2 separate regions of the Homo sapiens genome follow, and region 1 is linked to region 2. The links are chromatin contacts, found by Hi-C or POLR2A ChIA-PET in ENCODE. All regions are on one chromosome and are shown on one strand. Each heading gives the region's core, a stretch centred on a gene start or an enhancer-like site at or near the end of the contact. The rest is flanking DNA. Distances are from core to core; before and after follow the strand shown. Region 1 overlaps MYO7B (myosin VIIB). Region 2 overlaps WDR33 (WD repeat domain 33).

Region 1 (5,734 bases), core at 198-2,697, 110 kb before region 2:
CCTGGCCCAGCCTGCTCCTTGGTAACCCCAGAGAGCCTTTTCTAGGGCTGTCCCATCCTAACCAGTCTCCCGCCCTCTCCCCATGGGATGCAGGCCCCACCTGCCCTTGGGTGCTTTGGAAGTCAGGCCAGTCCCAAGGTATGAGTTGGGGGATCCAGGCCCAGGACACAGGAGAGGACAGAGGGGTGGGCAGCAAGGGTGAGTCCCAGGACTTGGGGGCCCCTAGGGGCTTCTGACCATCTGGGGTGCAGGAGAGCAGGTATTCCCACTGTGTGTGCCTTGTGCACAGAGCCTGCCATGGCTGCTGGGGGAACAAAGGGGCCAGGGGGCAGGTAGGAGACCACCAGGACCCCACCGTGACACAGAGGCCTTGATCAGGGGCAGCAAAGACAAGCGGGCTGAGAGGCCAAAGTGGGCAGTGTCGCCTCGCGCCCTCTCCAACAGCACAATGGTCTTTTTGGCCTTGATATTCGGGTCCCGGTAACAGGAAGTTCCCACAGTCTGGCTGCTGGGCTCTCAAGGCGAGTCAAAAGGCCAGGCCTGCAGGGCCCCAGGACAGCGAATGCTGGGACTAAACAACATGAACCTCTGGCCAGGGTTCTGGAAGGGAGGCTTGCCCTGCTCAGGGCAGACCACATCCAACCCAAGTTTCATGAAGGAGCAAAAGTGCCAGGCTAGGAAGGCTCATCCTGGGCTGTACTGGCCCCTAGCCAGGCCCCGGGCCTCACCAGCTGCCTCTCTGTCCAGATGCTGGAGGTGGTTGCCAACACACGGGTGCGGGATGTGTGTGACAGCATTGCCACCAGGCTGCAGCTGGCCTCCTGGGAGGGCTGCAGCCTCTTCATCAAGATTTCAGACAAGGTGGGCCGGGCTGGGGCTGGGCAGACGGTGGGCGGACGGGCAGTGAGCGAGGCCCTAGGTGCTGCCTGTGGGGGCCTCAGCCTACCAGGGGCACCCATGCTGGACCAGGCTGCACGGCCAGGGCTGCTGGGACAGAGGTAGGTGGGGTCCTGGAGCAGAGCCAGCTCCACACGCCAATAGCCCACGCACAGCCGACTCCAGCGCAGCACCCAGGCCGTAGGCGGCCACTGGACCAGAACCCAGCAGGTTCTCAGGAGGACAGTCCCCGGAAGCCACCCAACTTCCCTGTACCTTCCCCTTCCCCAGGTCATCAGCCAGAAGGAGGGAGACTTCTTCTTTGATTCCTTGAGGGAGGTGTCTGACTGGGTGAAGAAGAACAAGCCCCAGAAAGAAGGTGAGGAGGCCTCTGTGGAGCTGGGGGAGGGCGTGGCTGGGTGGGTCGAGGGGGCACTGGCGGCCTCTGTGCGGCCCATGCCCATTCATCCATCCATTCGTTCCCGTGTGTCCCTGGGTTGTGGGAACAACCAGGCCCTGGGGCCCGGCGGTGAGGGCCAGCTCAGGCAGAAACAGGTGGCTGCACCTTGGAGTGATGAAGGATGCCCCAGGGCTGAGGGGCATGACCCTCATGGGCTGGGAGTGCGAGTCCAGGAATGTTCCTGGAGAAGGCAGCCTCTACACTAATATTGAAGGAAAATGTGGGGACTGGGGAGGAAGAAGCGTGGGGGCTTTCGAGGCAGGGAGGTGGCAGGCGCAGTGTGGGGGGTGGCAGGGGGTCAGGGCTGGTGTACCTGCTGGGACAGGCTTGGTGCCCACTGCTGGCCCTCGCCCAGGGGCCCCCGTGACGCTCCCCTACCAGGTGTACTTCATGCGGAAATTGTGGCTCAACATATCTCCAGGGAAGGATGTGAATGCAGACACCATACTCCATTACCACCAGGTACCGGGCAGGCTGCCCTGGTGGGCACTGGGGCCACCCCCATCTTCCCACACCTGTTCTGAGGCTGTAGAAGCCAGCAGGCCAGGGCAGGGCCAGCCTCAGCCCTGGGTACCAGCCCATGTGGTAGGCAGACCAAGCCCCTGAGGGCTCTGGAACCAGGAGCAGAGGGCAGCAATGTTTGGGGACAGTGACTGCACTGGCACCTGCAGCATGACTTGGAGAGGGTGGGACAGAGGGTCCTGTGACCCATGGAGCAGTGGCCGTGGCCTGCAGGGCCAACCACATGGGTGGAGCAGGCCATCACCTCCACGCAGATGTCAGGGGGCCCTGCCCTGACTCAGGGTCATTCCCCTGGCCTGAAACTCTCTACCCTGCTCAGTCCGTCCTGGATGGAGTGGGCTAAGCCCCAGTTCCCCACCATCTGAGCGGGAAAGAGGTTGGGGGCGGGTGGGCCGCAGCTGGAGACCCAGCATGCCCAGTGTGTCCATCACCCAGGAGCTGCCCAAGTACCTGCGCGGATTCCACAAGTGTTCGCGGGAGGATGCCATCCACCTGGCGGGCCTCATCTACAAGGCCCAGTTCAACAACGACCGGTCCCAGCTGGCTAGTGTCCCCAAGATCCTGAGGGAACTGGTGCCTGAGAACCTCACACGCCTGATGTCCTCGGAGGAGTGGAAAAAGGTCCCTGGTCGGGCTGGGGAAGGGTTCTTGTGCTGCTGCTCCTCCCTGGGCCCCTGCACCAGTGCCATGCCCTGCCTGGGCTCCAAGATCACATGGGTGCACATGGGTGGTGTGGAGGGTGGGCTGGCTCTGCACACACCACGCCTTCCTATGCCATCCACAGCACCGAGACTGTCCCATGCTGCATTCCTCCCCTCCCCTCCCCACCGTACTAGCCCTGGGGTAGGCAGGTGCTGCCCCCACCAGGGCTTTGGAGGGCCTCTGGGCACCCAAGTCCTTACTGGCCCTCCTGTCCCCCAGAGCATCCTTCTAGCCTATGACAAGCATAAGGACAAGACAGTGGAGGAGGCCAAGGTGGCCTTCCTGAAGTGGATCTGCCGGTGGCCCACCTTCGGATCCGCCTTCTTCGAGGTGAAGGTAAACCTTGCCCCACGCCAGGGCCTCCTACCCAAGCAGGCTCCGCTCAGCCCAGCCCCAGCAGGCCCAGCGTCAACCAGCACACATCTTGGGTGGGGCTGGCCGTGAGGCTGGAGGGCGTGGGTGTATGTGTGTATGTGCGTGTGGCCTAGATGAGCTCCTGGGAGGTGCAGCCTGGCCTCCCGGGCTGGACTATGACCGCCGTGTCCCTCCCTCCCAGCAAACCTCGGAGCCTTCCTACCCGGACGTCATCCTCATCGCCATCAACCGACATGGGGTTCTGCTCATCCACCCCAAGACCAAGGTAGCTGCTGGGCCTCCGGAGGGGCTGGGGGCCACCAGGTCCAGGGACCTGTGCAGGTGGGGCTGCAGTCATCTCTGCGGTGTGTCCTGCCTCTCTCCTGTCCCCTAACACACACAGAGCCCGTGCTCTGGAGGCGTCCGGCCCACCCACCCTCTCTGCCCCCAGGACCTGCTCACCACCTATCCCTTCACCAAGATCTCCAGCTGGAGCAGCGGCAGCACCTACTTCCACATGGCGCTGGGGAGCCTGGGCCGTGGCAGCCGCCTGCTGTGCGAGACCTCCCTGGTGAGCTCAGGTTCTTTCTCCCATCCAAGATGCATAGGACAGAGCTGCTGGAGACTGGGTTCCCCACCCTCACCCCTTTCAAGTGGCTCACTAAGAGGGCTCAGTCACAGGGCCCAGGCGGGGCCAGCAGATCTGGAGAGGGCCTGGGTGCATCCCCAGGACCAGCAGCCAAGGTGGCAAGGCCAGGCGGGACCCCCTGCGCCCTTGGCCCATTCCAAGGAGGGAGGGAGACCCAGCTCCAGCAGGGCAAGCAGAAATGACGGCCCCAATGGCAGGAGCCCGCCTTCCCTTTCTCCATGCCCTGCACTGCTGGTTGCTGAGGAAGAGAAGGTGGTCCCTGAGTCCAGGACCCCCACCTGCCCTCTGCACCCACAGCCTCTGACCCCCCCGTCCCCTGTCCAGGGCTATAAGATGGATGACCTGCTGACCTCATATGTGCAGCAGCTCCTGAGTGCCATGAACAAGCAGCGGGGCTCCAAGGCCCCAGCCCTGGCCAGCACCTAGCAGCGGATGCTGGCGTGTCTGCTCAGGCGCCCTTCCCGACCTCTAGCCTGGCGGCACCTTCCCAGGCCCTCTCAACCCAGGGCCTGTCCTTGGCGGGCAGCCTTCCATGCTGCCCCCCATACAAAGCCCACTCAGCCCCGCAGGCGGCCCCCTCTGTCCTGGGCGCTGCCCAGGGAGGCCAAAAGACGGGCCCAGAATGGGGTCGGGAGTCTCGGACCCCCAGGCTATTGGTGGATGACTGACTGACAGGACACCTCCCAACCCCACCCCACCCCACCAGAATGTTCAATAAAAACTCCTGGAGCAGGAGAAGTGTGTCTGTCTGAGGGAGCAGGGTGTGGCACAAGGTGGACAGGGGGCCTGGGAGGCTCTGGCCCGCAGAGAGCTGCAGAAAAACCAAAATGCCGTGTGACTGACTCCCCCAGGGAACCCGGAGGGCAGCTGCATTCTCCAGAAATGACTTCATCCCTCCCTTTCTGCTTCCTTCCTCCCCCTCCCTTCCTTCCTTCCTGTTTCTCAGACTGGGGAGGGGCACTCATGGGAGAGTTCTCCTCCCAGGCCCCTCCTCACACCTTCTGTCCTTCTCCCCACCCGGGGCATTGATACGCCTGCGCTACCCCCAGGAGGCCAGGGTGGAGGTGCGGCTCTCTGGCTGCTGGCTTCATGCTATGGCCAGCTTATGCCCAGACAGACAGTGGGCAGAGCTGGACATAGCACCTTGGAGGCCTGGATTCCCCCACCTCGCTGGCATGCCCTGTCCCTGCCCACCTCCTCCTCTGCCCACTGGGCCAGCTTATGTGGACCTGGCCACCCAGGCTTGTGAGGACCTGGCAGGGCTAGTCTTCAACTGCTTATGGCAGCCTGGCCTGGGATAGAGGCTAGGGCCCCCTGAACTCGTGCCTGTCTATGTCTGTCCCTCTGTTCAACTGCCCCAGCAGCAGCGTGTCCAGAGCTGCTGCCATCCCCTCCACCCCCGACCCCCGCCACAAACCACGCAGGCTGCTGTGGTTGTGTGAACAAGCCTTCATTGTGCAAGCGTGAGCCCAACAAACAAACACCAGGTCTGCGCTGGCCGAAGACGAAGCGTCCTCCCTGGAGGTGGGAACAAGTCACCTCTGACCACACCTCCTCTGACGCCATCACCTCCTCCTGGCCCCACCCAAGGGCTCGACACAAGCCCCAAGGTCGGGGGGAGAGGGGCGGGGCGGAACCGAGGGCGGAGGCCAAGGTGGGATTCCAGGAAGGCCTTCCGAAGGATGGAGGTGGGTCCTGTCCCTCCAGGTAGCTTGTGGGTGTGGACAGCAGGACTTGCTGGCTCAGTGTGGGCACAAGGACACTGTGCCACTGGTTGAGTGAGTGGTGAGGGATTGGAGGTGGCTCCCAGAGGCCTCCATCTGCATGGCCCTGGCCCTGTGGCTCCAGCAGGCTGCCCTGGCTGTGGGTAGCCCAGGAGCCACATGCGCTTAGTGGGGCCGCTCTGGGGCAGGGGCTCTCACAGGACAGCATGAGCCACTGAGCCGCCTGGGGAGGGCCAGGCCAGGCGGGGAGCTGTGGTGCAATTTGCTCCTGTCCCTGGAGGTCTGTGGGCGGAAGCTGTGGGCACAGGTGGACATGGCTGTCAGACGTGGGGTCATAGGCTCCCACTCCCCAGCTCCTGCCTCCTCACAGACAGAAGCCACGGCCAAGGAGAGGAGAGACATGGGGAAGGCAGAGATGAGGGAACAGGAAGGGAGAAGGCAATGAGG
Region 2 (6,062 bases), core at 1,138-3,637:
AGTCTTTAGGAGAAAAATCTTATTCTGAAAACATTTTATCCTCAGTTTGGTCCAAATCAACAATATTTTAGGGCTACCGCTGCTCTACCGAAAAAAAAAAAAAAGTAAAAACTTTTACAATCTAAAACCTTTATTTAAAGATTTTGAGGTTCCCATGAGCACTCAACGTTAGCATAAAAGCAACTATGAAGATTTCAATGATGATACATGATGACATTCTCTATTTCTATGGGAAAATTCTATACGCCAGTGGCAAAACTAGTGGTACTATCTGAAGAGGCTGCTTTTGCCTATAATGTATCCTGCTTGTCTAATGCTGGTTAACATGCCACCAAATTCTCCCCAATTGCTCCGTTTTGTAAAAACATACTGCTGGCATCATTTCAGCTGGTTCCAACCTGTGCCTGCCGAGCATGTCGCTGCTACTAAATCCTGACCTCAAGTCTGTCTGGATTTCAATATGTTCAAGAAAGTAAAAAGCAGCAGCCCCTGACCTCTGAGAACTAATCTGATGTTCAAGCTAAGCCTTGGTGTTACTACAAACTGTTCTGACATGTACAGCTTAAACATTCCACGCTCCTGTTGGACAATCTCACTGAACGTCAATATCAAAAGTAGTCACTCCAAGACCATGGCAAAGTGAGAAAAAACTAGGTCACTGTACAACCCACAAAATACAAAATTCTCTTTCTTGCTGAATGAGTGACAGCTATTTCTTCACCAATTACAGCTTTAACCTCAATCTACTTGACCCCCTCTATAAGATCTGTTGATACCCAATCATAGAATTGCCTCTGTTTTCCGACAGCACCCTATCTAGAGCAAGCCCTCATGTCCTTAGACCTTCCCCCCAAAATTATCCAAAGCCCAAATCCTATAATACATTATAACACCCTGTTACTAGGACACCCCATGGTTCCCTGCGGTCTGTGTTCTTTGCTGCAATGAGCAATAAATCCAACCTGCTCTATGACAGGTGTACTCCTAGTGGTCTTTAACTGAAGGGTATTCACACTTGTAAATACTAACAGTGAAATGAAAATAGACTAAATGTTCTAGGCTTAGAAAATGACTCTAAAACTATAATTCACAGGGAGGGCAGCTTTGGATGATGCTGGTGTAAGATTTCTTCAGTTTTGCTTTTAATGTCAAGACCATGGTAAAATGTTTTAAATGGCTCAGGTAAAGTAAAAAGCATTAAAAACTGTTAAAGCAGAGGAGAAGCTTTTACAGCCAAATTGATCAAGAGAATAAGCAGGAGTTAATCAAGGATCATTTCAATTGGCGGCAGCACATCCAAGTATCTGGGTTATGTCTAGATTTAGAGGTACTTTAAACAAGGGATGCAGGAAAATGCTCATCAACAATAAAGCTGAAGCTATAAGGAAAACATGAAAGTGAGTAATATCTTTTTTCCTGAGACAGGGTCTCATTCTGTCACCCAGGCCTGGGTGCAGTGGTGCATGGCTCATTACTGTCTCGATCTCCTGGGCTCAAGTGATCCTCCTAACAGGGCCTCCTAGGTAGCTGAAACTTAAAAAAAAAAAAAAAAAAAAAAGTGCTCACCTTAACTACTGGAATTATCTGGATAGTATGTTAGCTGTGAGAAGAAAATAAAGCAAGATTTTCATATGCACTCTTTTGATGAAAGATTTTTAAAATTTCTATAAGTATTAATCATATCTACAAGTACAAAACCAAAAATGTGGCCGGGCTTGGTGGCTCACGCCTGTAATCCAGTACTTTGGGAGGCCAAGATGGGAAAATCTCTTAGCCTAGGAGTTTGAGATCAGCTTAAGCAACATAGTGACATCTTGTATCTATTAAAAATAAAATAAAGTTAGACAGGCATAGTGGCATGCAACTGCAGTCCCAGCTACTCAGAAAGCTCAGGTGGATCGCATAAGCCCAGGCAGTTGAGGCTCCAGTGAGTTGTGATCGTGCCACTGCACTCCAACCTGGGTGACTGAGTGAAACGGTCTCAATAAAACAAAACAAAATAAATAAAATGATGATGAAGAAACACCATAAGGGCAGGTGTGGTGGCTCGTGTCTGTAATCCCAGCACTTTGGGAGGCTGAGGCAGGTGGATCACCCGAGGTCAGGGGTTTGAGACCAGCCTGGCCAACATGGTGAAACCCCGTCTCTACTAAAAATACAAAAATTAGCTGGGCATGGTGGCAGACACCTGTATTCCCAGCTATTCGGGAGGCTGAGGCAGGAGAATCACTTGAGCCAGGGAGGCGGAGATTGCAGTGAGCTGAGATTGTGCCACTACACTCCAGCCTGGGCAACAGAGTAGGACTCCACCTCAAAAAAAAAAAAAAAAAGAAATGCCATAGTGTTGACTACTTCCTCTTTCAAGACAAGCCCTCAGCAACTGTGCCAAACCTTAACCTTTACAATTATCACAGTCCTCAGTGTTTCTCGTCAGCAAGAACTGAAACTCTCCATCATACTGAGTCTTTCAAATACCTTTCATTTCACAGGCTTTTTTTTTTTTTTGAGACGGAGTCTCACTCTGCCACCCAGGCTGGAGTACAGTGGCCCAATCTCAGCTCACTGCAAGCTCCACCTCTCGGGTTCACACCATTCTCTCACAGGCTGTAATTTCTAATATCTGCTTCTTCTTAAGTCAAAAATGTTATCAGCTTATTTCTCATTGTAGGAGAACAGGCATTTGTGGGGAGGGAGGGACAGGGTCTCATTCTGCCACCCAGGCTTGAGTGCAGTGGCGAAATCTTGGCTCACTGCAGCCTCAGATTTCCCAGGTTCAAGAGATCCTCCTACCTCAGCCTCCCTGGTATCAGGGACCACAGGCACACGCCACCACACCCAGTTAACTTTTTGTATTTGTTTTGTACAAATGGGGTTTTGCCATGTTGCCAAGGCTGGTCTCAAACTCCTGGGCTCAAGTGATCTGCCTGCCTTGGCCTCCCAAAGTGCTGGGATTACTGGCATGAGCCACCGCACCCAGCTGAGAACAGACTTTTTTTGAGTCAAAAATATAAGGGAAGGCCAGGCACAGTAGCTCACACCAGTAATCCCAGCACTTTGGGAGACTGAGGCAGATGAATCACTTGAGGTTAGGAGCTCGAGACCAGCCTGGGCAACATGGTGAAACCCCATCGCTACTTAAAATACAAAAATTAGCCAGGCATGGTGGCACGTGCCTATAATCCCAGCTACCCGAGAGGCTGAGGCACTTGAGAATTGTTTGAACCCGAGAGGCGGAAGTTGCAGTGAGTCGAGATTGTAATCATTGCACTCCAGCCTGGGCAACAAGAGTGAAACTCCATCTTAAAAAAAAAAAAAAAAAAAAAAAAAAAATATATATATATATATATATATATATATATATATATGTATGTATGCATACATATATATGTATGCATACATATATATGTATACATACATATATATACACATATATATACACACATATGGAAAAAACTATCTTTAAAACAGCTAATTTTATTTCTTTCAGAGGTTAAAATGTAAAAATAAATAAAACAGCTAATTCAAAAACTGAAGGTATTTTACAGTAATTGATTTAATGATTCACCTGCTAGAATTTAAAAAACTACACAAAATGTCTAGTGAATACTCTTGATAAATTTTTGTTTTAATAAACATTTCCACCCAGAAGACCCTTGGGAACTTACATTTGCATGGCACATTAAAACCTAAAAACTGTAAAACTAAAAATGTTCTAAAAAATCAGATTGATGGCAAGGCACGGTGGCTCATGCCTATAATCTCAGTACTTTGGAAGGCAGAGGCGGGAGGATCACTTGAGCCCAGGAGTTCAAGACCAGCCTAGGCAACATGGTGAAACCCTATCTCTACTAAAAATACAAAAGTTAGCCACACATGGTGGCATGCACCTGTAGCCCCAGCTTCTCAGGAGGCTGACGTGGGAGGATCACTTGAGCCTGGCAGGTGGAGGCTGCGGTAAGCCAAGATCATGCCACTGCACTCCAGCCTGAGTGACAGAGCAAGACCTTATCTCAAAATAATAATAATAATAATAATAATAATAATAATAATAATATTGATATTTAGAGTGAAGATGCTCTATTTAAAAAAAAAAAAAAACAGGTTGGGCAGGAGGATGGCTTAGGGCCAGGAGTTTGAGGTTATGGTGAGCTATGATCATGCCAGTGTACTCCAACCTGGGCAACAGAGCGAAATCCTGTCTCTGAAAAATAATAATAAATTTTAAAATCAGAATACACTTAAAAAAGATACAAATGGAATAATTTGCATAGATTTCAGGAAATGAAATGATCTGATTTAACTATTGCAAAAAAATTTTTTTAATATTACCACCACCAAAGTTTTGAAGTATTTAATATTCAGGTTCTACAGAAAGAACATTAAAACTGAGTGCTGTACTATACGACCTCAAGAAAGGAGCAGGATTTTAGTTCAGAAATCACTAAACTTAAAATGCTCTTTTTATTCCAGATGCCACCTCTCTGATCTTAGAGTCACTCAATCAGACCCACATCTGCTATGTCACAGGTAAGGTTTCGGCTCCTACCCTCCAACAAACTACACGGAAGACTCTGAGGACGCAGTAAGTCCCCAAAGTCAAGTCCCCAAAGTCAGCTAGTCCGTTTGGTCAAACTGACAAGTTTCACGGGGTGGACGCAGAGGGTAACAAGGAGAGTCCAAACAAGACATTAGATTTCTATATTTGAATCTTGTCTACTGCAACAAAAATATATGTATAGTACATTTGCCCCAAGATTCCTACCTTACTGCTGACACATTACTCATCCAAGATGGCAAAAAGAAATAACATTTTACCAGAGCTATCACTTGTTCATCCAACTTCCTTATCACTAAATGGAGTTAGGGATTAATTCTTGTGCTTAAGGTTGGTCAGCAGGATAAAACCTGTTCTTACCCCCCAAAAAACTAAATGCTGTCCTGATGAAACAGTCTAGGCACCGGCCGGGCGCGGTGGCTCACGCCTGTAATCCCAGCACTTTGGGAGGCCGAGGCGGGTGGATCATGAGGTCAGGAGATCGAGACCATCCTGGCTAACAAGGTGAAACCCCGTCTCTACTAAAAATACAAAAAATTAGCCGGGCGCGGTGGCGGGCGCCTGTAGTCCCAGCTACTCGGGAGGCTGAGGCAGGAGAATGGCGTGAACCCGGGAAGCGGAGCTTGCAGTGAGCCGAGATTGCGCCACTGCAGTCCGCAGTCCGGCCTGGGCGACAGAGCGAGACTCCGTCTCAAAAAAAAAAAAAAAAAAAAAAAAGAAACAGTCTAGGCACCAATGACAGCAGCCTGCTGCTATGAGCTGTGAAGACTACTCACTGTCAATGTAAAACAGCATTCCTGGTTGATATGGTATTTCATCAATCCACAAAACATTTCTGAAGAAATAAGATAACTAGGAAAATGTTGGACATGGTGCTAAAGGGAAGAGGTCATGTCTTCTAAATTTTTATCAGCAAAAGAACCAATGATAGCACATTGGCCACAGCGTGTCATCATTAATTATCTGATGCATCTAACAACTAAGATAAACTATTTAAATCCACTTATAAGACTTTATTTATTTATTTATTTATTTATGAGATGGAGTTTTGCTCTTGTTGCCCAGGCTGGAATGCAATGGCACACTGTCGGTTCATTGCAACCTCCTCTGCCTCCTGGGTTCAAGCAATTCTCTTGCCTCAGCCTCCCGAGAAGCTGGGATTACAGGCATGTGCCACCACGCCCAGCTAATTTTTGTATTTTTAGTAGAGACGGGGTTTCACCATGTTGGCCAGGCTGGTCTCAAATGCCTGACCTCAAGTGATCCACCTGCCTTGGCCTCCCAAAGTGCTGGGATTACAGGCATGAGCCACCACGCATAGCCCTTTTAAAGGACTTCAAAAAGACCAATTCTAAGTTCATATCTGTTGAATTTTTTACATCTAAAAACACTAAAAAATCATGACAGCTTTGTTTAAACAAGTAGTCATATTTATAGATTGCTTATAAATATAAAAGCCTATATATACTACTGTCATAACAGTGGCTGAAAAATATTCAAATGAGAA

What was found. A loop is a pair of places that touch in the nucleus more often than their neighbours do. ChIA-PET counts read pairs that join two places held with the same protein, here RNA polymerase II (POLR2A). Pooled maps may share reads with other maps.
Region 1: a pooled map shows a loop between it and region 2 (2.4-fold over the local background). The contact joins two enhancer-like sites. A Hi-C loop is called at or near these places in 1 of 50 pooled maps. POLR2A ChIA-PET finds 5 or more read pairs at or near these places in 2 of 52 experiments (OCI-LY7 and activated CD4-positive, alpha-beta T cell).

The regions. Positions count from the first base shown.
Region 1 is chr2:127,633,429-127,639,162 of GRCh38, forward strand. MYO7B (myosin VIIB) reads left to right here. Exons shown (of 48, transcript NM_001393586.1): 41 at 748-861; 42 at 1,168-1,255; 43 at 1,692-1,798; 44 at 2,294-2,479; 45 at 2,780-2,896; 46 at 3,117-3,200; 47 at 3,366-3,485; 48 at 3,888-4,298. The coding sequence ends at 3,989. It overlaps LIMS2 (LIM zinc finger domain containing 2), which reads right to left. Exons shown (of 10, transcript NM_001161403.3): 10 at 4,998-5,734. Among named protein-coding and RNA genes, the nearest start is that of MYO7B-AS1, 5.5 kb to the left of the region's middle. RefSeq lists enhancers at 1-128, 2,425-3,371, 3,372-4,318, 4,319-5,265, 5,266-5,734. Within about 2 kb of position 1,448, at least 5 of the 41 ENCODE cell types and tissues checked have a DNase peak (open chromatin) inside an H3K27ac peak, as active enhancers do.
Region 2 is chr2:127,747,349-127,753,410 of GRCh38, forward strand. All of the region lies in intron 7 of WDR33 (WD repeat domain 33), which reads right to left. Among named protein-coding and RNA genes, the nearest start is that of SFT2D3, 49 kb to the left of the region's middle. Within about 2 kb of position 2,388, at least 3 of the 41 ENCODE cell types and tissues checked have a DNase peak (open chromatin) inside an H3K27ac peak, as active enhancers do.